7 separate regions of the Homo sapiens genome follow, and regions 2, 3, 4, 5, 6 and 7 are each linked to region 1. A link is a loop called in an ENCODE intact Hi-C map of the cell type or tissue named here. Cell type or tissue: heart right ventricle. All regions are shown on one strand. Region 1 holds the start of NFIA-AS2 (NFIA antisense RNA 2). Region 2 has its middle 110 kb from the start of NFIA-AS2. Region 3 has its middle 50 kb from the start of CYP2J2. Region 4 overlaps LOC107984964 (a long non-coding RNA gene). Region 5 overlaps NFIA (nuclear factor I A). Region 6 overlaps PATJ (PATJ crumbs cell polarity complex component). Region 7 overlaps PATJ (PATJ crumbs cell polarity complex component).

Region 1 (4,000 bases):
AGTTGGGGACAGGGCCTTGACTGGAACCCAGGTCTCCTCCAAACCATGCCTGTCTGAATTTTTCTGGGCTAGAAAAATTAGAAACCCTGCATCCCCAGTCAATACTGGTGCTCCCTCTTGTAGTCCTCACTCCACTCTAAGCACCCTTTACTACCTTTCCTCTGCCATCCCTTTGGGAGAGATGCAAGTGAGCAATGAATTCGACAGTGATAGGAAAGACCTCCTACAGAAGCAAGGGACTTGATAATCTATAAACAGTTCCTGGGTAAAAACCATGAATGTGTACAGAGCACCTACTATCAGGTGCTTACTGAATTTTCTCAATCTCCACCGTAACTGCTATCATTCTTTGTACAGATAAAAAACCAAAAGGCTTAGTTTTGTAGTATCTTAGTTTTGGTAATTTTCCCAAGATCTCACAAAAAGAAAATGTTTGAGCCAGGATCCGAACAATGGTTTATAAGATTCTTCTATCCACCCACCCATCCATCCACCCACCCATCCCTGCACACACCCATCCATGCACACACTTATCCACCCACCCATCATCCATCTGTCTATCTGTTCATTCATCTTTCCATCCAAGAAACCTTTACTGAGAGTGTGTTCCATGTAAGGCAGTGTGCTTGGTGGTATGGAGCTAAGGAGATACATAGCCCCCTGTCCTCATAGAGCTGAGTGGGGCCTCCTTGAGGGTACTGTTGGGATAGTGTTAGGGAGGAGAGTGATGAGGAAATGGTTTATGTGGAAACTGGGCACTTGGGAAGACCATGACAAGAGGATCAGTGGGTTGCTCCCTGACTCCTGCTTCTAAGGTTGCAGATGAGTGCCCAGCTGGCCAGCTGGCCACTGGCATAGTCTGCCTCTTTGTGTAAAAACTAGTGGAATCACATATGTGCTGCTCCCAGATGCAGTCTCGGCACCAACACCTTCCAAGCAGGAGGTTCTGTCATGGTGCTGCCTGCCAAGCCTTGTCCAGAGGACTGAGGCCACTTGGCCAGTTGCACTGGGCCCTGTGCCTGTGCAGAGACTGTCTCACCACAGCAGCTGGGGGCGGCAGGGAAGGGCAAGAGCTTCTTTTGTGTGTGTGTGTGTGTGTGTGTGTGTGTGTGTGTGTGTGTGTGTGTGTTTAAGCTGGAAAGAAGCCCTTTTTCACTGTGCTCTGTACTTGAGATATTTCACTGAGTGGGAGACAAAGAGGCTTTGTGTGCTCTTCAAAGTGCTCTCTGCTGACTGTGATACACATCCAGGAAAAACCCAGACCAAAGCCATGAAGTCACCCCAAGTTCAAACCCAAAATGCAATTTGCAGTGGTTAGAAATGACAAAGGATGGGTGGTAGGATCCAGAGAAAAAACAGTGAAACCCGATGGACCTTAAATAGATCTGAGGGCACTGATTTGATTATTTTGGGTGAAATCTTTTAAGAAAATCTTGTCAGATTCTTCACAGAAAATTTGGTAAAGCCTATATTTCATCGCCAGCCTAGCAAAGGTAAGACCCACGTTAATTTTCTTGGAATATCACTGTTGTTTTTATTCTTAGGGTGTATGTTAGGGAGAAGAGCAGGGAGGTAGTTTGTCAGATGTTGTTCTTTCCTTGTTAAGCTTCACCTGTTCTTAAGAGCAACTTGCACTTTGTCAGCCACAGAATAGTGCCTGCCGTTCAGGCCAGTGTTTTAGATATAATTGAATTGCTGGGACGCATTAAACATCATAGGGTTTTTAGCGGAGAAATAATTTAATGATGTGGCCTTTAGGATTGTTAATTAGCACTGTCTGTATGAACATGTAACAATAACACCACCTACCGTAAAAGCGAATGTTCTACACTTCAGGACACTCATTTCTTTAGGGCTTCCCGCAGAGAAGCAGTCATTAACTCTTTTTTTGACAAATGCTTTTAGACATGCTCTGTAGGGCCGTGAATTCACCCTTCCCTCCAATCCTGAATCCTTCTCTGCATTTATCCACAAGGCAAGCTGGCAAACAGGGAAACAAGGAGAACTGTGTGCTCAGCCCTCCAGAGTGGCACGGATTATGAGGAGGTGATGGTCCTTCCCCGCCAAGATCCTGAGACACTGTCACTCCGGAATCCAAAAAGAGATTCAGGCAAGGATGTGGGAAAGTTGGAACCCTGCATGCTGTTGGTGGGAATGCCAAATGGTGCAGCTGCTATGGAAAACAGTATGGAGGTTCCTCAAAAAATTAAAAATAGAATTACCATATGATCCAGCAGTCCCACAGGGTATTTATCCAAAAGAATTGAAATGAGGATCTTGAAGAGATATTAGTACTCCCATGTTCATTGCAGCACTATACACAATAGCCAAGATGTAGAAATGAACTAAATATCCAACAACAGATCAATGGATAAAGAAAATGTGGAACACACACACACATACACACACATCCCAGAATATTACTTAGCCTTAAAAAAGAAACTCTAAAATATGTGACAACATGGATGAATCTTGAGGACATTATACTAAATGAAATAAACCACTCAGAGAAAGACGAAACTGCATGATTCCACTTATGTGGGGTATCTAAAATTGCCAAATTCGTAGAATCAAAGAGTGCAATGGTGGTTGCCAGGAGCTAGGTGGAGTGAGAAATGAACAGTTGTTAATCAATGGACATACAGTTTTAGTTAAGCAAGATGAGTGAGTTCTAGAGATCTGCTGTACAACGCTTTACCTATGGTCAATAATACTGTATTGTGTGCTTAAAATTTTGCTAAGAAGGTGGCCCTCATGTTACGTGTTCTTACAAAGTTAAAAAGGAAAAAAGTAATGGGATTGGCTCACTGGAGGAGAAGCTGTTGGCTTGCATCCTGCCTGCCCTGATGAAGGGAATGGTCAGGGGCTTGTTTCTCTGCTGGAGTTCAGGCGGGTCTGTCTGAGCCATGGGTCTGGAGGAGGCCTGCATAGGCAGCATGCCATAGGTTTCTCTGGCTTCCTGAGAACAGAGCCTGATAATGATGGAGAAATGAGAGCTTCCCACTCCTTCTTCTGTTTACATTAGAACAGCCAAGTGTTTCTTCAACCATCCACCATTCCCTTATGTCACATGTCTTCTGAAGACACTTTACCTCTTCAGTGAGGCAAGAGCAGCAGCATGAAGGTATTTGAACACTAGATTGTGCCTTGTTCTTCAGTCAGCCAAACTTTTCCCTAGCCATGTTCTAGGCCTTGATGTCTTCACGAAACCTCACCTTCCAACATCTCACTCTGGCCACAGCCCCCTGTCCTGCTACTTCTCTTACTCCTCTCTCTTCTCACAGCCTTGTCTGGCCTCTGGTCCAGAGATGGCCAATGCCTGGTGTGATTGTTGCCACTCTTTCCAGCTCATTGAGAACCTCACAGACTGATCATGCCACTCTCCTATTAAACCCAGAGGTTGCTTTGGGATCCTTCTCAGCACAGGTTCCATCAACTGGAGTTGATGCGTGAGATGAAAACTATTTGCCATTCCAGCTCCAACTCCTTGATCCACTTTCTCTCAGTCCATCAGGCAGGACAGACTCCACACACTTGCATTTGAACTCTTCATGGCACCCCTCCCCTTCCCTTGCACACGCACATGCTCTGTCTGTCCAATGATGTGTTCTCTCCACTTTCTCTACTCTCATGCCCAGAGCACTAAGTATTTTTGGAGTATTTTGCATTATGATGTGTAGTTAATGCCACATAAAAATTTGTGGTTTCTACTTTGGAACTGTCTTTTATTTGTTCTTTATTAGTATCTTCTTGCATTTCCCAGAGAAGCCTTCCAGAGCCTATCTTGCCTTTTCAGTTCCCCAAACCACACCACCTCCCCTCCTTGTCTGTCAACCTCACCTCCCATTTCCCTGAGAAAACTGGCAGAGGCTCCCTATGCCTCCGCCCCTGCCTTGTCCCCCACCCTCTGCCCACATGCACCCTGTCTCTCCCTTTGAGAATCTTTGTTATCTTCCTGCCTAGAGTGCTGTGGCTTCCCCCTTCTTTCTCCTGAGATGTT
Region 2 (4,000 bases), 110 kb after region 1:
GGTAAATTTGGTGCATTTTTCTTTCCTATTTCTGATCTCTTCCTTAGTAGGTATTATTTTAACCATTTAGCATGCTGTTTTGACAAAAATAACTGTATTAAAGCAAATTTTATCGTGTTGCACCAAAAATATTTCTAACTTAAAGCATGATGCACAGACTGCTTCTAGGAATGAACTACAAATACAACAAATATGGCATTTTTTTTCTTTTTCATTCCTTATTGTAATGGGATTTCTTCTAATAAAATTGGGGTGAGAGGCGATAGCCAGAATTATTATCAAATGTAAATATTGTCATCACTCTTAGGAAGTATCTTTGTATACTTTATTACCTTGGTGTCACCTGTCTTTTCAGAAGAAGAGTCTGCAGTAGCACAGGAAATGTTGTTAGCTTGTGTCCAATGAATACAATGGACATACTACCAGAAACTTGCCCTGAGCTTGCCAATGAAAACATTTATTGCCATATGTAACTGCAGCATCATTAAAATTACTTAGTCTTTCTTAAGTTTATCATTTAGAGAAAGATAAGGAAAAAAGTTGGAAATTCTACATAAAATGTAAAATATCATCAACCAAACAAAAAAAGGAGGAAAAAAAAAAAGAAGAAGAAAAGAAATGAAGTAGCATTCTGTCTTTGAATCAACCAACCTCTGATTCTACTTCATCCATTCCTACTTGCCTCTGACAAGCAGACAAAACAAAATTTCCCTGTTTTAGGGTCTCCTCTGCTTTCTCCCAGGGTATACAGGCACATGGACATCTTGGACTTGTGGGTCCACAGCTTTACAGTTTCTGAGTTTATCCTGCAGCAACCTCTGAAGTTGGAGCTGTTTCTTGTCTGAGTCGCTGCATTTTTGAGACTCAGAACACCCTATGCATGCCCATTATTTATGAATGAATGGAGCACAAGGTAAACTGGAGTCCAGATTTCACTCTGTGAATGATAGAATAGCCGGGAAGATTTTGCAGGAGAGGGCACATAGTTTGAACAAAAAAATGATAAATATTATTGGATAATAGTATTTTAAATCCAGAACAATTAGGTGCATTTAACTTTATCATTGTTCTCTAAGAGGCTGGTGGAAGCTGTCCTTCCCATGCAGCAATCAATCTTTTCACAGTGTGGCCCTTTGTTAATAGCCTTTAAAAAAGATTAAATAAAACATGTTAAATATTGCAATTATTGTGGGAAATAAAATTATTTGGTGAGCATAATGGGGAGCAATTCAAGCATTTAACATGATCCAGGAAATGCTACTCCAAACAATTGCATTTGCTTTATGCATTTTTCCCCTTTGATTGCTGACAGATGCCTTTTTGGAAACAAACATCTAAATGGTTTGCCTTCAGTTAGAAAAAAAATGTAACAGAAAGCGGCTACATGTTTTGAATTTAACTCTTGTCATTTGAATACTTCTTCCCACTGCGCATGAATGAATCCAAGGCAAAAACAGCGCTCTCATCAATAAATAAGCCCATCAAAATTTGGCCTTTCTTATTTCCTTTCGGTATATTTTATAAGAAGTGGGAATCCCCCTAGATAGGGAGTCAGGTGATGAGGACTATTTCCTGAGTAACAATGGGGAAGCATTAGAAAGGGAATTGTCTCCTTATAACATGCAGCCTCAGGCAAAGTGCAAGTCACTTTCCAGCCTCATTCAGGTCATCATGGCCAGTGCTCCCCTAAATAAGCTATCCCCTTTTGCTGAATGGGAAGAACCCAAGAAAACTCAGAGGATGGTGAATTTCCATCTGTGTCATTGCTGCAGTGCATTCCGATAAAGGCCTCGAAGACTCTGCTGTCAACACGTGTACAATAGCAACGCCAAGGAGAGGTTTTGGTTTCTGTTATATATTGCTAAAAGGAGATATGATTTGAAATATTCATGATTTTCAGAGGCTGGGTCGTAGAGAGATTGAGAGCACTGCTTCTGCAATCTAGTTGTCCATATCCAGGCTCTCTTGGTTACTGTGTGACCTCTCCCAGGTTACTTAACCACTCTGATTCTGTGTCCTATCATAATCAGGAAAATGAAGATAATAATAGTTAAATGTGCGCTTGTGTGTGTGCATGTGTGTGTGTAGTGTAGTTAGAAGCAAAGAAATGCATAGGGTACATAGTCCCTGATATGTAATGAGTTCTCAACTGAAGTTATTGTGCTGTTATTGATGTCTTGTTACTATTATTCCCCTGTTGAGGGAAGCCCTCTTTCTTCCCCCTTCTGCTCCTGTGCTGTGAGGGTCAGTTGGATCCCTTCCCTCTGTTCTTCCATAATAACCTGTGCCTTGCTCCACTGCAGCTATTAGCACCCTCTTCTGGAATCATCTGCCTGCTAGTCTGTTTTCCCTCCTAGACCTTGAGATCTTTTTTTTTTTTTTGAGACAGAGTCTTGCTCTGTCGCCCAGGCTGGAGTGCAGTGCCCCAATCTCGGCTCACTGCAAGCTTCGCCTCCTGGGTTCATGCCATTTTCCTGCCTTAATCTCCTGAGTAGCTGGGACTACAGGAGCCTGCCACCATGCCCGGCTAATTTATTTTATTTTATTTTATTTTTATTTTTAGTAGAGACAGGGTTTCACCGTGTTAGCCAGGACGGTCTCGATCTCCTGACCTCGTGATCTGCTCGTCTCAGCCTCCCAAAGGACCTTGAGATTCTTAAGGGCAGGGACTGTATCTTGCTCATCTGAGTAGCTGTAAGGCCAAGCACAGTGCTGGGCAGAGTAGGGGCTCCCTACGTGGTTGGAGAATGAGAATAAAAAGGCACAGGACATTAGCCACTTTGAAATTTGCATCCTTCTATTTACACAGCCTTGTCTTTTACCTTGGCTCAAGCTATTGCCCTCCTGGGACATGATCTCCCTTTCCAAGGTAACACCCTCCTCAGGACGCCAGCTCACAGTGACCCCTAACACGTTTGGTGCCCTGCTGCCTTCCTTATATGCACCATCCATTAGTACTACTTTGCATCAACTGACTGTATTATTATTTGTCTTTGATGAAAATGTGTCTTTCTTTCATTTATTCACCCATTTAATAGCAACATATGTGATTCAGGCACTAAAACTTATTTTCTCTTTCTTTTCAAGCTCTGTTTCTAGGACCATTGGAAATTTGAAAGTCTAGGGGAAGAGCAATTTGATTTCGTATGTAACAGCTCACGTATACTGAGTGTTTCCTCTTGGCCAGGCACTGTTCTAAGATCTTTGTGTGTGTGTGTGTGTGTGTGTGTGTGTGTGTGTGTGTGTGTTTTTCCATGTGAGTCCTTATGAGGTAGAACCTATTATTAACTCCATTTTACAAACAGGATAACAGACTCCAAGAGGTAAAGTGACTTGCTTAGGGCTCCAGAGTTAGTGATGGAAGGAGGATTCAAGCCTTGGAATGATGACTTCAGAGCTTCACCACTCTGGTGTTGCCTCCTGAACCAAAAAAGGAGAGAAGTAACAGGATTTAGCACCTGTTACATGTCATACAGTTTTTAAACACACTTTTGGGTATGATATGTTGTTTAACCTTCACAACAACCATAGGAGGTTGTTATTACGATTTTTAACTTGCAGATCAGGGTCAAAAAGGTAAGAGTCTTGGCTAAAGACACATGCTAAAGAACAAGAGCCAAGATTCAACCCTATGTCCATATAATGAAAAGCCTATGCTTTTGCTATTCCAACCAGCTTGTTCTCAGAAGACAATTTTTATTTTTTATTCATTTTTTTGGAGATAAGATTTATCTGTCACCCAGGCTGGAGTACAGTGGCCTCGAACTCCTGGGCTTGACTGATGTTCCTACCTCAGCCTCCCAAGTAGCTGGGACCACAGTTGTGCACCACCACACCTGGCTAATTGATTTTTTTTTTTAGAGAGACGGGGGCTTGCTTTGTTACCCAGGCTGGTCTTGAACCCCTGGTCTCAAGTGATCTTCCTGCCTTGGATATTTTTTATTTCTTATGTAGAGTTGAATGTTGAGCTTAACAGATATGTATGGCCTTGAATCACCAG
Region 3 (4,000 bases), 990 kb after region 1:
ATTTATTTCAGATCTTTATGTGATGTTGGAGCTAGACAAAGGAAGAGAGTCACTTCCTGATAATCAGAATATAGATAGAGTCTCATCTTAGAAAAAGCAGTGGACTATGAATTGGGAAACTCGAACTCATATTCTAGGATCCTCAGCTTATTGTCTTAACAGCAAGGACAAACCACTTAACTGTCTGGGCTTTGGTTTCCACAACTGGAAAGAGATAGTTCACATTATGTTGCCTCTTCTGTACCTCACAAGGTCTAGAAAGGCACACCTATAGGAAGCATGTAGGACTACAGAGAGTAGTACAGTTTGTCAATGATAACATTTCATGCAAATATTAGGTAACACTTTTATTTCTGTCCCTGCCTGCAAGAAAATAAGGAGCTTGTGTCAGAGTGTAAATCTAGGCAATGCTTCCTTCATTGAGAAAGTCTGGCAACAGAAAAATAGTAGCGGAACTTAATGGTGTACTTAGTGATGTAATTGATTTACTTCATCACAGACTAAGCAAATAGTCCATGGACCAATGCCAGCCTGTGATCTCCATGTTGAGTCTTGCTGTATAGACCACCTTGAAGAAAGCAGCGTGTGAGCATTGATGAGAGAATGCCTGGGAATAGAGTCTCAGATCATTTCTTATGAACTTTGTATGACCTTGATCATCTTGCTAAATCTCAATTTCTTCTTTAGAATGCAGTTAACAATGCCAAATTGGTAGAGTAGTTATGAAGATGAAATGAGAATACATTTGGACCCTTAGAATAGGGCCTAGGACGTATTAGCCAGTGGGGAAAAATTTTACTTATTATTATCATCACCACCATCATCATTCACCCAAAGCATCTGTCCTCCTGGTCTACCACAGTTTGTGGATTCCCATAATTCAGGTATATCCCAGCTGTTTGTCACACATCAAGGAGGTTGTGCCACTGACACTTAGTGAGTAGAGGCCAGGGATGATTCAAAACATCCTGCAATATCCAGGACAGCCCCTCACAACACGGAATTACCCAATCCAAAATGTCAATAGTGCTGAGGTTGAGAATATGAGTCATTCCTTTGGGTTGAGTGAGGTCCCTGGAAATCAGATCAAGATTTAATAACAGATTTTCAGGCATACCAAACTTGTACTTTCATAGAGTATTAGCCCTAAAAGAGACCTTTGATGTTATATGACCCCAATCTGTTTTACTGAAAATAAACTTTAGAAGAATGAGAACTTACCTTCTTTCAATCATCCCTCCTAAAAGCACACTTCCCCAGATGGATTAGAGAGGCCCAAGGTCAAGGCCATCCGGCTACCAAGTGAGAGAGCTACAATTGCATCCCGTGTTTCTGGATCCTGTGGCTGAGGCTAAAGAAGGGGGAAGGTAGGATAGCCCAGGGCGTCTGTAGTGCAGAGACCAAGCCTCCACATCTCTTGACCCCTCACCCCACAGAATCAGGAACAGTGGAGGGAGGTGTCCATAAAATAGTATAGTAGTAAAAAGCACTAGACTTGATGTCAGAAGGCTTGGAAATGTGTACCCTCTCTCTGACACTTTCTCTGTGTTATTGGCCAGTAATATAAGGCATAGAGTCCTAGAACGTTGGCACTGAAATGTCTTTAGAACACTTCAGGTGCAAAGTTAGCAAAGTTCATTCTATCTCTACCTATCTATTCATCTATTGGTCTATTATATATATATATTTCTATCTCTGTATCTCTCTGTCCTTTAAAAAAAAAAGGGTCATGAATGTACTTACCTCATAAAACTGTTTGAAATATCAAATGGGACTAAAAGTGCAATGCAAGTTGTTACTAATGCTTAAAAGTACAGACTTTGGAACCACGCAGCCTGAGTTCAAATCCTGGCTCTGCCAATTACTAGCTCTGTGACCCTGGGGAAGTCACTTAACCATGCTGTGCCTATTTCCTCATATCTAAACTGGTCACAGTAATATCATTACCTGCTTCGTGCTAATATTGTGAGAATTTAGTGAGTTAGTATACCTAAAATGCATATAGAACAATGCCAGGCTCGTACGAAGTTTCATGCAGAGTATTAGCTGTTATTGTAACTAACCATCCTTTGTCCTTGTTCTTCCTACTAAAGCCAAAAAGCCAACCAAGGCATTTTTAAAGTAAATTGTGGAACTCTACAATGGCTAGTAAGAAGGCAAGTTTCTTCTCCCAAATTCTGCCACGCTCACCTTCCTGCCAAATCCTATTTTAGTATTAGGAGGCAACATCGCCCTCTGCTGCCCAGAACTGAAACAGCACGTTCAGCCCCTGTGCCGGCTTCGTTACTCCCGTCCTTTCTGCTCTGCCAATCTTGCCTCCTGAAAATGCGCTTCCCAGACAGATGAAATTGCTTCTATGTACTAATATCATCAGCGAAGCATTTTCCTAAGCAGCTGACTCATGACTTTTTTTTTTGCAATCAAAAGGAACCATCTTTCTAGGCTCTAGTTAGAATGGGAAGAGCTGCCTGTTCTCCAGTTCCCAGTAGGAAGCGACGCTCTGGAGCCCCAGGAACTGAGGAGGGCATCCTCTCCACCTGCAAAGAAGCTGCGGAATTGGAGCGTTATAACAAATTATTCCCATCCACCAATCACTTTGTAATGTGGCTGTTTTCAAGGTAAACTCATTCGTCTTCTTGAACAGATGGCAAAAATAAATAAATAAATAAATTCTGTCTTTGCATATGTGACTCCCTCCAGAAAACTCTATCCCAGATTCAGAAGTGGGCGAACAGGCTTTTGACTGAGATGAGCGCGACAGCTTGAGTAAAGTGGACTGTCTCTATTTCCTCAGAAAGAAGGCCAGCATTCATTCAAAACCTACCACACCAGACGTTTTACGAGTATTATCTCATTTCATCTTTACGACAGCCTTGTGAGCTAAAATTCATCATGCCCAGTAATAATGCAGGAACTGAGGCTCTTAAAGGTTCAAGAATGTGGCCCAAAGCCAAACAACTGATAGATGCTAGGGCCAAGGATTTTGGTTTGGCTCTTGCTGACTCCAAAGTTCACCATACCTCAATGTCTCCTAGGGACTCAAAGTCACACTGGGAAAACGGTGACCTGCAGATTGGAGAGATAACACTAGAAATAATCAGAGAGGAGGAGTGTTTCATGTGTGGTTCGGAGAAAAAGGGATCCTCTATTCCCCTATTCACAGGGAGCTTCTAAAGGGTCTGAGGTGGGACACCCCTCCAACCCTTACCCAATAAAGACCCGCAGTCATCAAGAAGGACTCTGGGTCATCCAGGGCTGCCTAGAACGTGAAAAACCTTCAAAGGGATGCAATGTACTGGCAAATTCTACCAATATTTAAGGAAGAAATAACATCAATTCCACACAAACCCTTCCAGAATATAGAAGAGGAAGAAGGAGCACAGCCCAAATCATGTTTTATCCAGATACCAAAACCAAAGACAATGTGAAGAAATCTACACACCAACAGCCCTCGTGAATATAGACCCCAAATCCTTCACACAATACCAGCAAATCAAATCCAACAATTCGTAAGATACATAATACCAAGTGGGGCCTCTCCTGGAAATGCAAGGTTGATTCAACATCCTAAAGCCAATCAATGTAATTCACCATATCAGCAGACTAAAGACGAAAAATTACATGAATAGACAGGAAACAATGGAGTCCAACTCTGACACTCTCCAGATGAGAAGCCCAAGGACCAGAAGTGAGATGAGATGTCCCAGTGTCACAAATTACTGACAAATCTGTATGTAGAATGCAGCTCTCCACACCACAGAGCCGTGTGAAGCTGCTGCCCATGCTGGGTGCAGGGAAGTCCTTAAGTATGAAGGAGCAGTCGCCAAGAGGCTTCATTCACAGCTCCACATAGCTGTAACTGAAGGGAGGGAGTGGGAAGCAGCTGGCTCCAGCCCACACCAGCTAGAAAATATCTGAGGTTCACAGACATGAGCATCAAGGGAGCGTGAGGTTGGTGGTAGGGGTTATTTTTTCCCTGCAAATTCCCAAAAGAGGTGCA
Region 4 (4,000 bases), 670 kb before region 1:
CAATGCATGTAAAGTGGTCATTTGAAAGCCTGGAATGTAGTAAGCACTTAGTAATAGTTCAGCATTATTATTAATATTGTGATTAATAATAATGATTAATTTTTAATCCATTCAGAGGTCATGACAGTGTTAGTTCCATTTTATAGACAGGTTGTGGTTAGAATCTGGATCTGCTAGGCTGGGCACAGTGGCTCACGCCTGTAATCCCAGCACTTTGGGAAGCCGAGGCTAGTGGATCACCTGAGGTTGGGAGTTTGAGACCAGCCTGACCAACATGGAGAAACCCCGTCTCTACTAAAAATACAAAATTAGCCGGGCATGGTGGCAGGTGCCTCTAATCCCAGCTGCTCTGGAGGCTGAATCAGGAGAATCACTTGAATCCGGGAGGTGGAGGCTGTGGTGAGCCGAGATTGCGCCATTATACTCAAGCCTGGGCAACAACAGTGAAATTCCATCTCAAAAAAAAAAAAAAAAAAAAAAAGAATCTGGATCTGCTTAATTGCTATCTTTCCCTGGATCATATTCATCTCACATAATGCACACAGCATCTCACTTCCCAGAAGGATCTTCACCTTTTCATCTGGAAACTGAGTGCTAACTGCCTACGGCAAAAATTCCTTTTCAATTGGTAAATAACATCTTCTTCTATAACTATCATTGGGAAACTCAGTAACTGCTTATTAAGTGCTTTGGGTAAATAGATGGAGGAGATATTGTATATAAGACACCTGTGTTGCCAAAACAAAGCACCTGCCTGTTTGTAGCTTACTAAACCACAGGCTCAAAGATTCTGTCCCTCAGGCTTTAGGAAATGAATTCATAAGTTTAGCAACCATTGGCATTAGCTCCAGGCAGCGTTTGATTTTTGGAGTAGAGCAGCATGAGCAGAGGCTGTGGCCCAGAGCAGAAGCTGGGGCAGAAGCCCAGGGACAGGCCAACAGGTGGGTGGGGGAAGCTAACTTCCTCCTGTGAGAGCTAATCGGCTGAGGGCATCCAGCAGGCCAATGCAAAATGAGTCTCCTGCCCTTAGAAAACAAATACCAGACAGGTCAGGAAAATTTAGCCCCAAACCAGTTCTGTCACCAACAAACTGGTTGACCTGGGAAAAGGCATTTAACCTCTTCAAGCTTCTGTTTATTCGTTGGCAAATGAGGGCATGGGATGAAATCGGTGGTACTCAATCACTGCTCTGGCACATCGGAGGTGGAACACGACTAGCCTACATGGTGCAGGATTTTTGTAGTAATTACTAGCCATCAAAAATGCCTGACAACTCATACATATACCTGAAAAACAGTGTTGGGGTTGGGGGTTGGTTTTCTTTTTATCATATTAGGTTTCTGTTATTTGATAGATTGGATTATTCAGTTCATTCATTCATTCATTCATTCATTCAAATGTTATTGCCTGAGCATGCTATGTGCTGGGCCTGTCCTGGGACCAGGTGCTGCCTTTGCTTTCAAATGGGGTTTACCTGGAACCAGTTAAAATTCCTAGGTCATAGGAGGTGACATGATACCTTTTCTCCTCCAAATAAGAATCGCTGAATCTGATATGACTGTGGGTAATCTGGTCATGGAAATCCCTGCTTCCCAATCCTTACCACTTCTACCGACCCCCATTCCTACTGGCTAGGAAATTCTCTAGGCAATTATCAAAGTTCCCCCAGCCCCCACCGGGTTCCTGCAGACGCCGAGGCGTCTACTAGGTTTGCCTTCTGATTCCTGTAGGTGGAGCCAGATCCCCCGGCTGAGAAGCCCTGGGCCTGCTCTCTGCGGCGGCCGCCGAGCGGTAGGTTTGCTCTCCAGCTCTCTTTTCCTCCTTCTCCCTCTCTCATGTGCGGTCTCCCTCAACATCCAAACCAACCGAGTGCGTCTGAGGTGAAATCGTGCCAGACTTAGAGACGGCTGCCAGGTTTCTCTCAAGTCTTGGCTTAACAAAAGAAAGCAAATTACAAAAATGGAAATTTTCAAACTAGCGTTCAGTGGTATTCAAATCGACGTTTGGGTAGCGCACAGGCACAGACCGCATTCGTGCTATTTTGTGATTAAAATGATACCAAAAATACCTCCTTGCTTTGGTTTTCGTCTTCGAAAACGACTTCTTTCCTTCTTCTAATTTCCCCCTTACTTTTGGGAGCGGCAAACCCCTGACCACTCTAGAATTGCTAACATTTGGACCGGCGTCTGTTGAAATCTTGCCTCTGCTGACTTTTTTTTTTTTTTAAGAGTTGAACTTTAAAAATGTGTGCACTTTGCAGCCTGGGGAAATACAGATAAAGAAGTTTCTAGGCACTTTCCCAGGAAGTTCTGTGTTTTGTGTGAGGAACTACAAGTTCTATGACAGTGCATAAATCGTCTTTACGTCTCATCTTGATACCGGGAGCAAACCTGAATGCGCGTCTTGCCAGCATGCATGCTACCTCGTTCTCCTTTGAGCATGAATTGTGTGCTCTGTCTCATGCTTTTAAAACATGGGTTTAAGGTGGCCATTGAGTTGGATCTTGAATGATTTTACTTAACATGAGGTTTTATAAAGAGCTTGATTGACCACGTCCTGCTCGATTATTTTTGCGGTTGCTAGACAAGGCCCTGTCCCACGTGGGTTTGTGAGAAAGGTGCTCTCATCATCACCCCACCCCCAAGACTGCACTATTTCTTTCCTTGGAAGCGTTGACTGTCTCCTTCTTACACAGCTGTGTTTGCAGTGCCTGGAGACAGGTGGGGGAGCAGTCTTGGAGGCCGAAGCTGCCAATTCCTTCTCTAAGGACTGTCTGAATAGCTATTAAATTTTAAAGCTCACACGCACGCACACACTTGTTTTGTTTGTTTTTGGTGGTGGTCACTCACTGTGCCTTCCCGTTTGTTGTACAAGGGCAGCTGCACCAGTTTGCCAGAGTGAGATTAAATGTCACAGACAGACATTCTATTGTGTGCATTCGCCAGCCCACCTAAGCATCACCTTGGGCCACTGCCATGTCTTTCTAGGTGCCTCAGAAAGCTGGGTCCTGTAGCATTGGCGGAGTTGTGGGACTGCTTATGAATTTCGGGAAAGAGGTTCTCCCATCTGGATAGGTAAACTTAAAGCTCCCACGAACACTGCAATACTCAGGCAGTAGTCACATCAAGAGGTTCTTGTTGGTTTGGGCCTACACGAATTAGGATTCTCTACCTGGCACAAGTGACTGTGGACAAATCAAGCTGCTAGTATTTTTCAGATTTCAGAATAGAGGGATGACATTTTAATCTGGAATCAGATACCCTGCTCTTTTTACCCTTTAGCCCCAAATACCCAGTGCTCTTCAGGACCCTCGTGCCTTTGCTTGTGCTGTTTCTTCCTCTGGGAATTTCTCCCCCATCCTCTTCTCTGCTTAGTAAACTCTTGTTGGTCTTTCAAGGCTTGTCTCAAATACAGCCTCTTTGAAATCTTTCATAGCCGTGCCCATGCACCGAATTTCCACCCCCTCCCTGTCATCTGTTAAATGTCGCTGTCTTGCTAGATCTATGTAACATACTACGTACTGCATAACTGTGTTACGCACATCTTGGTATGCCTCTTTCTCCCCTAATAGAATATACTCTTTGCCCAGGCAGGGAACACGTCTAATTTACCTCCTACTTCTCAGGCTAAAGATGCTCAGTAAAATCTTTTGAATGAATAAAGAAACATGCTTGGTTTTTTCATCAATTTCCAAGAGACAATGTGTTTACTTTCAGGCTCTCCTAGTTCAATTGCCAGACACCTATAACCATGTCCGTAGAGCTGAGAGTAAGATTTTAAAGTTTATATTAAAGTCTGATGTTCATAGCTCAGAGACATTCTTTTGGCTTACGGTAAAGGAAAGTTTGATGAGCACGTTGGTGGAAAATTTCTGTATTCCCAGCACCTGATTGATGCCTCTGTTCCTACAGAATCCAAAGAGAGCAGAGCACTCCTGCAGACATGGGAGCTTGTGAAAGTTGTGTAGCTCTCCTACTGCTTTGGTGTAGTCTTGCGGATT
Region 5 (4,000 bases), 380 kb before region 1:
AGTCTATACAGGAAAGGCATATTTTTTCTAATATATTTTTCATCTTTTCTCTTTATGTAATAGTAAATTGTCACCAAGGTTGCAACATTCTTGGATGCTTTTAACAAAAATACTTCCCCACATTTTGGTCTTACACTTTTCTGGAATGACCAGCCAAAACACTCTTTAGACTTTTCTAACTTTATCTGATCCTGACAGCTTCTACTCATCTGTATTTTGGAATTCTGTTTTGAACTTTGGTGAGAACAAAGTCATCTTTCTAAGCTGTCCATTCCCAGTTTCTTATAACATGAAATGTGTGGTTTCTCTTTACTCTGAATCACCTCTCCATCTTGCATACACCTTAACTGAATATTTGTCCAACCTTGTAATTTAAGGCAGGCCCATAGTTTTTATGAATAAAGTTTTACGGGAGCATAGCCATGGCCTTTCATTTCTATATTGTCTATGACTGCTGCCACATTACACCATCAGAGACGAGTAGCTGCAACAGAGACCATATGGCCCACAAAGCCTAACATATTTATTAGCTGGCCTCTTATAAAATGATTTTCTGACCTTTGATTTAATTTTGATTATTTGTGATTTTCAGAAATGACCCTTGTGTGAGACTGATTCCTTGCATTTTCTGTCTTTGAATCTTTAGATACCTTTTTGACAGTAGTTTAATACATGTTTTCCAATGGACAAATAACAAGTACCAATTCTATAAAACAACTCCGTAAAATTAGTGGTGTAAATTATTAGTGCAAATAATCTTTTTGAAAGGTTATGTCAAAGCAGGAACAATAGATACTGTACTGAGGCACTGGTTTGAGAGCTAAGCCCACATGATTTGATACTGGAATAAATAAATTACAGGTTAGTATCCATCAGAAGAAATAACAATAAGGGTTATCATGAACCAGGGACATTTGTACATCCAATGAATGCTTACTGAGAGCCTGCTACTGCCAAGAACTATGATGAGTGAGGAAGGCACTTAGATGAAAGACATGGTCCCTACCCTTAAACGGAAAAGAAAGTCTGACAGATTAATTTTTTAAAAGTCTGCGAAGTCATCTGATAGAGCTACAGGTGCTCAACTTACAATGAGGCTATGTCCTGATAAACTCATCATAAGTTAAAAATATCATCAGCTTAAAATGCACTTAATATGCCTATTTTATAATAAAGTGTTGAATATCTCATGTAACTGATTGAATATTGTACTGAAAGTGAAAAACAGAATAAGTGTATGGCTACTTGAAGTATGACTTCTACTGAACACATGTCACTTTCCCACCATCGTAAAGCTGAAAATTTTAAGTGGAATCATTGTAAATTGGGGACCATCTGCATTCCTAAATTGAAGTGGCTGCAAAGAAGTGGGTTATCTAACCCAACCTGGGGATAAGAAGTTCAAGGGAATGGCCTCAGAAAACGTGAAGCCTGGAAACAATGTTAAAAGGAAAGGAGGAATTATGCAACTGAAAGGGATGGAGGACTTCTAGGTAGAGGAAACAGCATCAAGAGAGCAGAAAATGTTTACTGGATTTCTGATAGCTTGGTATGATGACATAGTGTAGAATACACGGGAAAGAGGAAGGATGGTTAAGGTGAGGTTATGAAGGATCTGGCAGGTTTTTCTTTCTTTGTTTTAGAGACAAGAGCTCACTTTGCCACACAGGCTAAGTGCAGATGCAGAGGTGTGATCATAGCTTACTGTAGCCTCCAGCTCCTGCGCTCAAGCAATCTTCCCGCCTCAGCCTCCGGAATAGCTGGGACCACAGGTATGCTACGCCACACCCGGCTAATTTTTTAAAAATTTCTTTTGTAGAGATGGGTCCTTACCATAATGCCCAGGCTGGTATTGAACTTCCAGTCTAAAGCGATCCTCCTGCCTTTGCCTCCCAAAGCACTGGGATTACAAGCATGAGCCAACATGTGCCCGGTGGGATCTGGCAGGTTTATTTAAGGAACATAAATTTGAATTCAGCAGATTCCCAAGTTTATAAGCTATTAAAGCATCTACCTCACCCCACTATAACTGGGGATTATACTGTCAGCATCTAATATAGTCCCTGACACCAGGAGGCAGTCAGTAAACACTGGTCAATGGAATGGGTTGCTGCATTGAGTTGTATTCAATAGTCAAAGAAGGACCAGCAAAGTATGGGAATGCTATCATCAAATTTGCATTTATCACCTAGAAAGATCAGTCTGTCATGAGGGTAGGCATGGAGGTGAAAGGGTGGGGGGCGCCTGAAGAATATAATAGGCAAACCAGAGAGTCCACTGGGGCATTTATGCAAGGTATAGTGGGGATGGGGACTAAACTCAAAGGATGGAAAGGAGGAGCCTGATGTAAGTTATTCAGGAGTTAGAATCAAGATGTACTGACTGGCTGGGCACACGTGTGGTGGCTCACGCCTATAATCACAGCACTTTGGGAAGCTGAGGTGGGAGGATTGCTTGAGACCAAAAGTTCAAGACCAGCCTGAGCAACATAGTGAGACTATGTCTCCACAGAAAAAAAAAATATTTTTTTTAAAAATTAAATTAGCTAGGTGTAGTGACACGTGCCTGTAGTCCCAGCTACTTAGGAGGCTGAGACGGGAGGATCACTTGAGCCCAGGAGTTTGAGGCTGCAGTTAACTATGATCATGTCACTACAACTCCAGCCTGGGCAATGGAGTGAGAACCCATCTCGAATAAAAATCTTGGAAAATAAATAAATAAAAAGAAGACATGCTGACTTCTTGACTATCGTAATAATGGGAACAGGGGAGTATGGGATAACTCCCACGATTAGCACTTGGGAAACCAGGTGAATTGAGGTGCCATAATGGAACTATGGAATCGAGGGACGGTATGAGGAAATAAAACAATTTCTAAGAATAAATACTTAGTTATTTGATTAATACCAATGAATAAACCTTAATCACAACTGTCAATATACAAAAACAGTCACTGCTAAAAAAAATGGAAGACTGAAATTCACATCTACTTTCTGAAATTCAAACACATCTCTCAGTAACAGGCTCTAAGGGCCTTTCGTTTAAAAAAAAACGGTGAGGCTTGACAATAAGTGTAAACAGGGTTCTAATTAATAATTCTGATAGTCATTCCCTAATTTGCTTTTTATATTAAATTTATTTGCATAATTTCCTCTTTTATTAGGTAATCTTTATGTATGAAATAGGCTATGGAGGAAGGGTGGGGGAGATTAGTCAAATATGAGCCTAGATCACTCATCCTCACTCCCAGCAAGCTGACATACAGTAGGTACTTAATGCTTTGTGCCTTCCTGGAGATTAGAGATTCACACCTCTCATTAACCAAAGAAGGGTTATAAGGCTGATCAGTGTCATAGCTCTGGATTTAGATGTTTTTCACAAATGTCAGAAGGGAGATGAGGTCTCAACTGGGTGGAGAAGCCGTTTCATTCCTGAGCATGGCGGACACTGTCTGGCCCTCACTCCCTCGCTCTTGGAAGGAGAGGAACACAGAGCAAAGTGTGAATGTGAGGGACTTGATCAGACGGAGAGAAGAAGAGGCCTCCTAGCTCGTGGTGAACATCCAGCTGCACTTAAATTTAATACTTTATCTATCCTAGAAAAATGTCTTTTGCCTTATCTTTTTTAAATGTCAAGAGAGCCAGAATAGGGGAAGAAAAAGAAAAGCCTGTGTAAACATGGTGTGCCCACCTTCCAGATGTTAAAAAATAATTAAGCCCACATAAACGGGCTTAGCTTGGTCATATATATACTTCCTGTGAACCACTTAAGTACACTGGAATTGTAATGTGGCAAATGGCACCAGGTGGCCTGGCACGTCCCGAAAGTGTCTATCAGACTTCTGATGAGTAACTTGAGAGCTTGGCAAACTGGTTATGTGTGTCTTGAATTTTAAAACATCACTAAGTTTCTGAAATGAGAATGGGTTTCACACCCTGAGTTAAATAATCCTAGTAATTCACAGACCCAAACTCTGCCTTCTTCAAGAGTCTTATAAAGGA
Region 6 (4,000 bases), 880 kb before region 1:
TAAGTCCTTACTCTTGACCACCTCACTCTGCAGCTTGCTCTGCATCATTAATGGTCAGAAGAAACGGGAAACAAAGAGTTGTAAATTGAGAAGAAAGAAATATTCATATGGCCATCTTATGATTGAGCAGAGTCTCTTAATTTGTCTTAATGGTGGAGGTGTATGGCACTATTACTGAACTTCTAACTTAGCAAGGGAGAGAAAAAATGACATCCCAATCACAGCAGCATTCACGTTGGTTTCTCTATGCTTCTCCCATTGTTTCATTATGCACATGCTGTTCCACAAGGCAACATATTGTAACCTGAGATTCTACTACTCTAGCCTCTCTTAAAACCTTCCAGAGAAAGTAGAGAAAAACTGCTAGGTTTTCTGTGGGAATTACAAAACTTTGGAATTAGCAAAGTAAGAACTTGCCAAGTTCCCGGCTATGTCTGTTTGAAGTGGCTGATGATTCTTTTGAAGTTTTCTGATCCAGTTTTCTATGCCTCTGTGTTTCAAACATCAGGGTTCATTTTCAAAGTACTGCATGGAATTTTAACCAAATATACCATATTTAAATCAACAAAGGCTACACAGCTAATTCCTTGAAGAATGCCTTCAAATGTAACTTATCTTGCTTTTTGCAACTAACCCTGCCTTTCTACCCCCGAGTCAAGAGACTCTTCAAAATTTTCTTACAGGCTCTGATGTAATATAACACCACATATTTATGAAGAGGATTAAAAGTAAAAAAGAGCCCAGGGAACTCACTAATAAAGTAGTGTTAAACTATAATTACACCAGTATTTTCAAGTAGAGGGAGCTATTGCATAGGAAGAGAACAGAAGAGAACCAAAAAGTACAGTGGCATATCAGCAGGCAATCGACGTGGTAATATAAAAGAGCTGTCTATTTTGTCACTGGCAACCATGAATCACAACACACTTTTCATCCTGAAATATGAAACCATTACATTTTAAGTTTGACACACTAATAAATAAGCTGTACAATTATTTCCTTCATTTAGGATGTCAGTTTTTGATGAAAGGCTTTTTTATTGGGGGGAGAAGGGAGACTACATAATAGCTTATTCCTCTCATGAACTGCCCAGCAGCTAACATTACTTCATATTAATAATTTCTACACTTCCTTAGAGAAAACTGCAACAGCAAAATATACCAAAAGCAAATAAATGGTTGCACCAAGTTGTTTGTGAACAATCTCTGCAGTTTCAGATAACACCAAAATTTAAAAATATTATTTTTAACCCAAATAGGTGAGGAGGTTTTCAAAATGCAACCCACTGAATTGATAATTTAGGAACATTCTAAAGGACGATTCACCAGAAGGAAATGGAAATAGACTTCTACCCTTGAAAGGTGAATATATTTTCCTTATTGCCAGAAAAGTCATTGTGAGCACTAATTTACACAAAGTGAGGCCTTCTTTAGACCTCAAACTAGTGACAGGAATGCTTTCTTACTAAAATGTATTCAGGTTTAGACCACTAGTTATGCTAAACACTAAATCCAATCTACCACCCCTTTTCCTGGACGACAGAACCCAAAGGCAGCTTCTTTGTCATTTGGGGGGCAGGGAGGGGACAAACTAGCTACCTCTGAAGATGCCCCATTATGTATAATCACTGCTTCATTTTTTATGATGACTTTTCTGCCTGTGATTTCCCACGTAGCTGAATGAAATCGCTTTAATGAGTAACAGTCATTTCCTTTCATTTCCTTTACATCACATGCAGCAGCCACCCTATGGAAAAACAGCAGCTGCTACTGCCTACTGAGGTGGCTGCTATTCTTGAGGCTTTGCTGCATAAAAATGCTCAAACACCAGCCTGACTCAGGCTGCTTCTCATCAGAAAGGTCCATTTTCTGAAAATACAATCTATGATATTATGTGCATGTTATAGCAAACAAATGTTATAGAGACACTTCTCAAAACCCTTACCCAACCCCCAGGCCCCCAGGCATATTTACATAGATAAATATATGAAGCGCTTCACAAATGTGCATGTTATTCTTGCACAAGGGTCGTGCTGATCTCTGTATCATTCCAATTTTAGTACATGTGCTGCCAATGTGCACACCCCTGATGGCACCTTGCTGAAATTATTTTAACTGTCTTCCTACTAAAAACAAAATCCCCATCAGTTTTTATCACCTTTCATCATAATTGTAAAATCTCTAATATTTCTTCTTTTGGTAAATAACACTGCAAGGAACATTGTGTTTAAGAATCAAGATGCCGCTTTAGACTAAATAGCCAATAGAGGGCACCAGAGACCAATCATAGAACATGAGAAACATGTACTATGGGAGCCATTCTCTTCTGAAGGAATTTTTTTCCTCTTTATTCAAAAGGCTTATATTATTATACACACTGTAACAGTGTACCATATGTTTGGTTCAGCCCATTTATTTCTGAAAGTTGTACCCTACACCTCTTTTTTTTTTTTTTTTTTTTTTAAGACAGAATCCCTCTCTGTCACCCAGGCTGGATTCTCATGCCTCAGCCACCTGAGTAGCTGATGTTACAGGTGTGTGCCGTCACTCCCAGCTAATTTTTCTATTTTTAGTAGAGATGGGGTTTTGCCATATTGGCTAGGCTGGTCTCGAACTCCTGGCCTCAAGTGATCCTCCCGCCTTGGCCTCCCTATATCCTCTGAGTGGCATCAGCATATACTCAAGCATTCCCTTCTCCCCCTCACCCCTCCATTGAGTTGCTCACTAAGGCATGTCAGTTCTTTTTATCTCAGCCTTTTATCTCTTCTGATTCTTCCTTTCCATTTCCACTGCCACAGCCTTGGTTCAGCTTCTCGTTACTTCTGAGCAGCTGCTACAGTTTCCTGATAAGTCTACCTGTCTCTAATCTTGCCCCCATGAGTCAATTTTCTAGAGAGATAATAGAACCATCTTTAAAAATAAAAAGGTGATCATAATTCCTCCTCTGCTTACAGTACTTCAGGGATACCTACTGCCTTCAAGATAAAGTCCTAACTCCTTTATTCTTCGTGGAAGGAAAATCCTTCAGAACTGCAGTTCTGTCTCGTCTCTCACTTTCCCCATACATATCACTGCCTGCTCCCGTTTGCCCAACACTTTATCCCAGGTATTGTGAAAGGCCTTGTCATGCTGCGTGGCTTAATGCAAACCATCCCCTCAGCCACGAACGCCCTCCCTGACCCACTGCCACTTGTCTAGAGTTTGCCCCAGAGTCAGCTCAAGTGTCTCCTCCAATGAGAAGCATTCCCTTACTCCCTGAAGACCCAAGCACTTCCTACTCTGTGATATCCCTAAACCAAAAAAGACCTTCAATTACAGCATTTATCATAATATATTTCCTTTACTATTTGACCTTCTAGAATTAGTTTGGTCTTCCTGTTAGATGTATCCACAGCTTGTTGCATTTTCTTCATTAAAATACTTTTTACATTTTACTGAAATTATTGTAAATTATTTCCTTTAAATTACTTCCTACTAAAAGTAAGCTTTATGAGACCAAGAATGTGTTTGCTTAGTTTTTGCTTGATTTTCAGGGCCTACTACAATGCTTGTCATGGAGAAGGCACTGAAGAGTAGTTAAAATGTTGAATGACTATCTATTTAGTTTGCGTCTTCCCACTGGACGGCAAGTACACCAAAAGCAAAAGCCACATCCCATCATATAGGAATAACAACAACAGCTGGTAACACTTACTAAGCTCTTGCCATACCAGGCACTGTTCTCAGAATCTTATTTATTTGAACCCATTTAATTCTCACACCATCATGAGGTAGGTATGTACCAACATTATCCCCACTTTCCTGGTGAGGAAATTGAGAAAAATTAAATAACTTAACCAAAGCACATGGCTGGTAAATGGCAGAGCCAGAAATTAAGCCAGCCAGTCAATTCCCAGAGTTTGTGCTTTTAGCCACACTAAGCAATGCTGCTTCTCTAACTTAAGTATTTGCTAAATGAATGAAATGTTGAAAGAAGACAAATATGTTAGAAGATATTTTTA
Region 7 (4,000 bases), 870 kb before region 1:
ATTTTCACACTGCTCTAAAGAACTACCTGAGACTGGGTAATTTGTAAAAGAAAGGAGGTTTAATTAACTCACAGTTTCGCATGGCTGGGGGGCACCTCAGGAAACTCACAATCATGGTGTAACGCAAAGGGGAAGCAAGGCACATCTTACACAGCAGCAGGAGAGAGAGAGAATGAGGGGGGAGCTTCCACACACTTTTAAACCATCAGATCTTGTGAGAACTCACTCATTATCATAAGAACAGCATGGGGGAAACCATCCCCATGATCCAATTACCTCCCACCAGGTCCCTCCCCTGACACATGGGGATTATAATTTGAGATGAGATTTGGGTAGAGACACAGAGGCAAACCGTATCACCTATGATAACGGTTAATTTATAAATTAGGCACAGTAAGAGATTAATAACAATAATAAAAAAAGAACAAGTATAACAATACACGGTAATAAAATTTATGTGAATATGGTCTCTCTCAAAAATAGCTTAATATTTTCAGACTGCAGTTGACAGTGGGTAATTGATGCCATGGAAAGGGAAACCTCAAAAAAGAGGGAACTGTAAGCAGTACGTAATTGTTAGCTATTAAACCATGTGGCCATGTTTTCCAAATAAAAAATCAGAACACAAAGTTTTCAAAGGATTTTTCATTAAAATAAATAAAATTTGAAAGTTAAGGAAAATATTAAGCAATTTAGTTACAAAAGAAAATAAAAACATGAAATCAGGACTAACTTATTAATTCTGGGTTATTCACTGTGGCTGGAATGTCCAATCCCTTACTGTCCACACAGCAGACCTCAATTCCCCCTGGGGCCTCTCTGGATCCCAAGAAATAACACTCAGAGAGTCTTTTAGTCTTACTTTCACCATTGCTAAAATTATAACATATTGTACAGAGCTGTTGCCAAGTCTGTTCTCTTTATTCTGTTGTAATATATGCTTATTTGTCCGCTGTCTGTCTACTCCAAATTGAATTTAAACTCCATGAGGACAGACTTCATCTAATTTGTTCACTGCTAGCTCCCCAATGCCTAGAACAATACCTGGAAGAGGAGATGCTCAGCAAATATTTATTATATATAGGAGTATACCTTTTCATTTTTATAGTCTCCATACTGGCTCGTATCTTTTAAAGGTGAGAATGAATAACAAGCACAACAAATCTGTACCCAGATTCTATCTTTGAAAATCTTCATTATCATTATCATCATTTTTCAGTAAATATAATAGGAACACTGATTATTTTGAGTTAAGAAAAGCATAGGCATTTATATGCATTTTTTTTTTTTTTTTGAGACCTGATCTCACTCTGTCACCCAGGCTGAAGTGCAGTGGTGTGATCGCAGCTCACTGCAGCCTCTGAACTCCTGGACTCAAGCCTCCCGAGTAGCTGGGACTACAGGTGCACGCCACCATGCCTGACTAAGTTTTTTTGGTTTTGTAGAGACAGTTTCACTGTGTTGCCCAGGCTGGTCTTGAACTCTTGGCCTCAAGTAATCCTCCTGCCTCAGCCTCCCAGTGTTGGGATTACAGGCATGAGCCACCACACCCAGCCTATATTCATCTTTTTATTTAGTCCTTGTAATCTTATAAAGCAAATATTACTTCTATTTTAGATATTATCATTTTAGTAAACAGAGAATAAGAAAGACTAACAAGCTTGCCAAAGTCCCAAGAGTATATCCAGAATGCAAACCTGGACGTTTGGGAGCTTTCTGACTCGTAAGCTAGTCCTCTCAACCATACCATATGTTCAGTGCTGTACTGATAAATGTAATATCAGATTAAAATAAAATACAGAGGAAAGGGCTGAAAGGGAAACTTGAGCCCTAGAAATGGTGTGTAAAAATCAGCCAGTCAAGTCAATCTGCTTTCAAGCATCATTCACAGACTAGATGTTTGGTACCAGAAGGAGGCAGCACCACTTCCTGGCACTCACTGGGAAAGCCTGGCTTTTCTGGATCACTGCCTGCTCCAAATGACACTCACAAACAAGGTGGAGGAGCACAAATCATCACACCTTGAACAAACAGATTTCCAATACCTACTTGTTAATCTGATTCAATCACTCTGGCACACTCTAGGAAGGGCTATGACTTTATCTACTACCATGGTTCTTAATACTGACATCACACTCAACTGGGAACTCCAGAACACATCCATTGCTACAGGTAGAAGACTGGTGATGAAACACCTCTGGGGACCGAGTTTCTTCTTTCGATTAACTGTTCCTATTCCTTTTTTTTTTTAATAGCTGTTCTGTTTTTTAATTACATGAGGGACAGATGCATAGCCAGGCTGATACCCACTCACTTCCTGGATATCTTGAGCACTTTGCAGGAGAGATGTGATTACCAGTTATGGCAGTAAATCTGAGCACCTTTATGGCCACATTTTAGCTCTCCATGGCCATTCCAAAAACACTAATATTTATAGTTTGGCCACGTCTGAAACACTCACTAAAGGTAATACAGTAGATTCACCATCTTCAGGATCCTCTCCTCCTCAACAATGCCTTCAAGTATGAAGCAGAAACTGTCATGGATAAACACGTGTTAAAAGGAAAGCTACCCTATGAGAAAGCTGACAAGCATTTGCTGCTTGCCTGTTATTCTCTTTCGCCCCCACTAGACACAATGGGATTTTTTGCCACATTCGTATTCCAGAGCGATGAAATCCCTGCAAAGTTCAACATCAGGCCTGACTTAAGATCTTTGAGGCCTCCTGCTAACTTTATCCCCCTGCAGCTGCCTCACTAAGGCAAGCTTTTGATCTGTACTATCTGGATTTCAAGCTGATATACACACAGCCTCTTTGATCTCTTATTAAGTGGCTTCTGGTCTCCTGATGCCTTTAGTCTTGCTGCACTGAGGTTTTTGGAAGTCAGTCGTCATCCTGAGCACACTACAAACTGCACACACCAGGAGTGGGCTCCCTTCATTCACCCACTTTGCAGGCTTGAAAAGCAAAACTTAAGCCATGAGAGAATTTCCCCAGTAGCCACAATCAATCCACTCCATGAGCACACCACTAAGAATTATTTTTCAAATGAAGCAGCTTAAAATGATTTAAGGGATACAGAACTTTCCCATAGAGGGAAAGGAAGCAAATCCTCTGTGAAAAGAAATCTTCAGCCCAGTTGGCACTGGAACTTACAGTACTTTGATGTTAATAAAAATAAATGTGGATAGGAGTCAGGGATGGGCAAAAAGTAGCCTTTATCAGTTCCCCTAAGTTCCGTTAAGCAAAAAGTGACCTTTAAATGCAGCTGTGTGGTTTGTTCAACAGTAAGGCATATGATATATCTGCAAGACTACAGATACTGCCATTAGTAGCAGATTGACTGCATTTTGCTTAGTACCAATATCTTATATGGGTGACGTGGACCCAAAGAGCTCCCAAAAAAAAAAAAGGCAAGAGAAAAAAAAAACCTAGATGTCAGTGGCCATGTTATAAGATCCCTTGAGCATTAATGTGAAACTGTATAATAACTTATAGTACATGCCTATCCTTTATATTTTAGATTCTGGAAATAATATGGTTACATACCTGACTTTATAGTGTTACCACTCTATATACTATTAATGTGTTAAAATTATATCAATACCTATCAAATGCTAAATCCTACATTCTGTAAACTGATTAGCTAAGATGAACATGAAGACAGTAGGCTTGCACAGGCTATTGAAAACTATATACTGATATTAGCATTTACTCAAATTCTCAAATCTCTTGGTAAAAATTAAAGTCCTAATGCCCTCCCCCCAACCCCACCACTTTAAGCTAAATTCTCTAATAAACAAAAGTAAAACAAGATTAAAATTTGTGGAAGAAGAAATAAATAAATAAAATTAAGTGGAAGAAATAGAAATAGAGTTTGGGGCACTAATATCATAGTCTGAATATAAACACTTTATGCCCACTTAGCTACAAAGGCCAATAAATTAATTACCGCCATATATAAAGTTGAAACAAAATTGATAGTTATATATTGCTATC

What was found. Hi-C counts contacts between places; a loop is a spot of excess contacts. Peaks named below come from ENCODE experiments on the same cell type or tissue, not always from the same donor. Only the 100,000 strongest peaks of a DNase experiment are listed, where the experiment ranks them.
Region 2: it touches region 1 in a loop (2.0-fold over the local background); 7 of 110 quality-filtered maps call a loop at or near these places.
Region 3: a loop joins it to region 1, with 4 times the contacts of the local background. A loop is called at or near these places in 6 of 110 quality-filtered maps.
Region 4: a loop joins it to region 1, with 9 times the contacts of the local background. A loop is called at or near these places in 31 of 110 quality-filtered maps.
Region 5: it touches region 1 in a loop (2.9-fold over the local background); 24 of 110 quality-filtered maps call a loop at or near these places.
Region 6: a loop joins it to region 1, with 3 times the contacts of the local background. A loop is called at or near these places in 63 of 110 quality-filtered maps.
Region 7: it touches region 1 in a loop (3-fold over the local background); 63 of 110 quality-filtered maps call a loop at or near these places.

The regions. Positions count from the first base shown.
Region 1 is chr1:60,968,041-60,972,040 of GRCh38, reverse strand. It overlaps NFIA-AS2 (NFIA antisense RNA 2), which reads left to right and starts at 1,301. Exons shown (of 7, transcript NR_110617.2): 1 at 1,301-1,493. In heart right ventricle, a CTCF peak has its summit at 1,803; a DNase peak (open chromatin) is centred at 1,020; H3K4me3 peaks cover 376 bases; H3K27ac peaks cover 1,679 bases.
Region 2 is chr1:60,859,743-60,863,742 of GRCh38, reverse strand. No RefSeq gene overlaps it. Among named protein-coding and RNA genes, the nearest start is that of NFIA-AS2, 110 kb to the left of the region's middle. In heart right ventricle, a CTCF peak has its summit at 2,313 (motif pointing left); no DNase peak of the experiment used is centred here.
Region 3 is chr1:59,975,233-59,979,232 of GRCh38, reverse strand. No RefSeq gene overlaps it. Among named protein-coding and RNA genes, the nearest start is that of CYP2J2, 50 kb to the right of the region's middle. In heart right ventricle, CTCF peaks have their summits at 2,032 and 2,242 (motif pointing left); a DNase peak (open chromatin) is centred at 2,232; H3K4me3 peaks cover 379 bases.
Region 4 is chr1:61,639,647-61,643,646 of GRCh38, reverse strand. All of the region lies in intron 2 of LOC107984964 (a long non-coding RNA gene), which reads right to left. Among named protein-coding and RNA genes, the nearest start is that of TM2D1, 83 kb to the left of the region's middle. RefSeq lists enhancers at 1,634-1,683, 1,894-1,943. In heart right ventricle, a CTCF peak has its summit at 1,731 (motif pointing right); DNase peaks (open chromatin) are centred at 949, 1,776 and 2,706; H3K4me3 peaks cover 691 bases; H3K27ac peaks cover 3,535 bases.
Region 5 is chr1:61,348,283-61,352,282 of GRCh38, reverse strand. All of the region lies in intron 4 of NFIA (nuclear factor I A), which reads right to left. Among named protein-coding and RNA genes, the nearest start is that of NFIA-AS1, 97 kb to the right of the region's middle. In heart right ventricle, a CTCF peak has its summit at 2,073 (motif pointing right); no DNase peak of the experiment used is centred here.
Region 6 is chr1:61,850,582-61,854,581 of GRCh38, reverse strand. The region is part of intron 17 of PATJ (PATJ crumbs cell polarity complex component); the gene reads right to left. It also overlaps the pseudogene RNU6-1177P. Among named protein-coding and RNA genes, the nearest start is that of MIR12132, 6.5 kb to the right of the region's middle. In heart right ventricle, CTCF peaks have their summits at 777, 2,053 and 2,257 (motif pointing right); no DNase peak of the experiment used is centred here.
Region 7 is chr1:61,841,014-61,845,013 of GRCh38, reverse strand. All of the region lies in intron 17 of PATJ (PATJ crumbs cell polarity complex component), which reads right to left. Among named protein-coding and RNA genes, the nearest start is that of MIR12132, 3.1 kb to the left of the region's middle. In heart right ventricle, a CTCF peak has its summit at 1,901 (motif pointing right); a DNase peak (open chromatin) is centred at 1,947.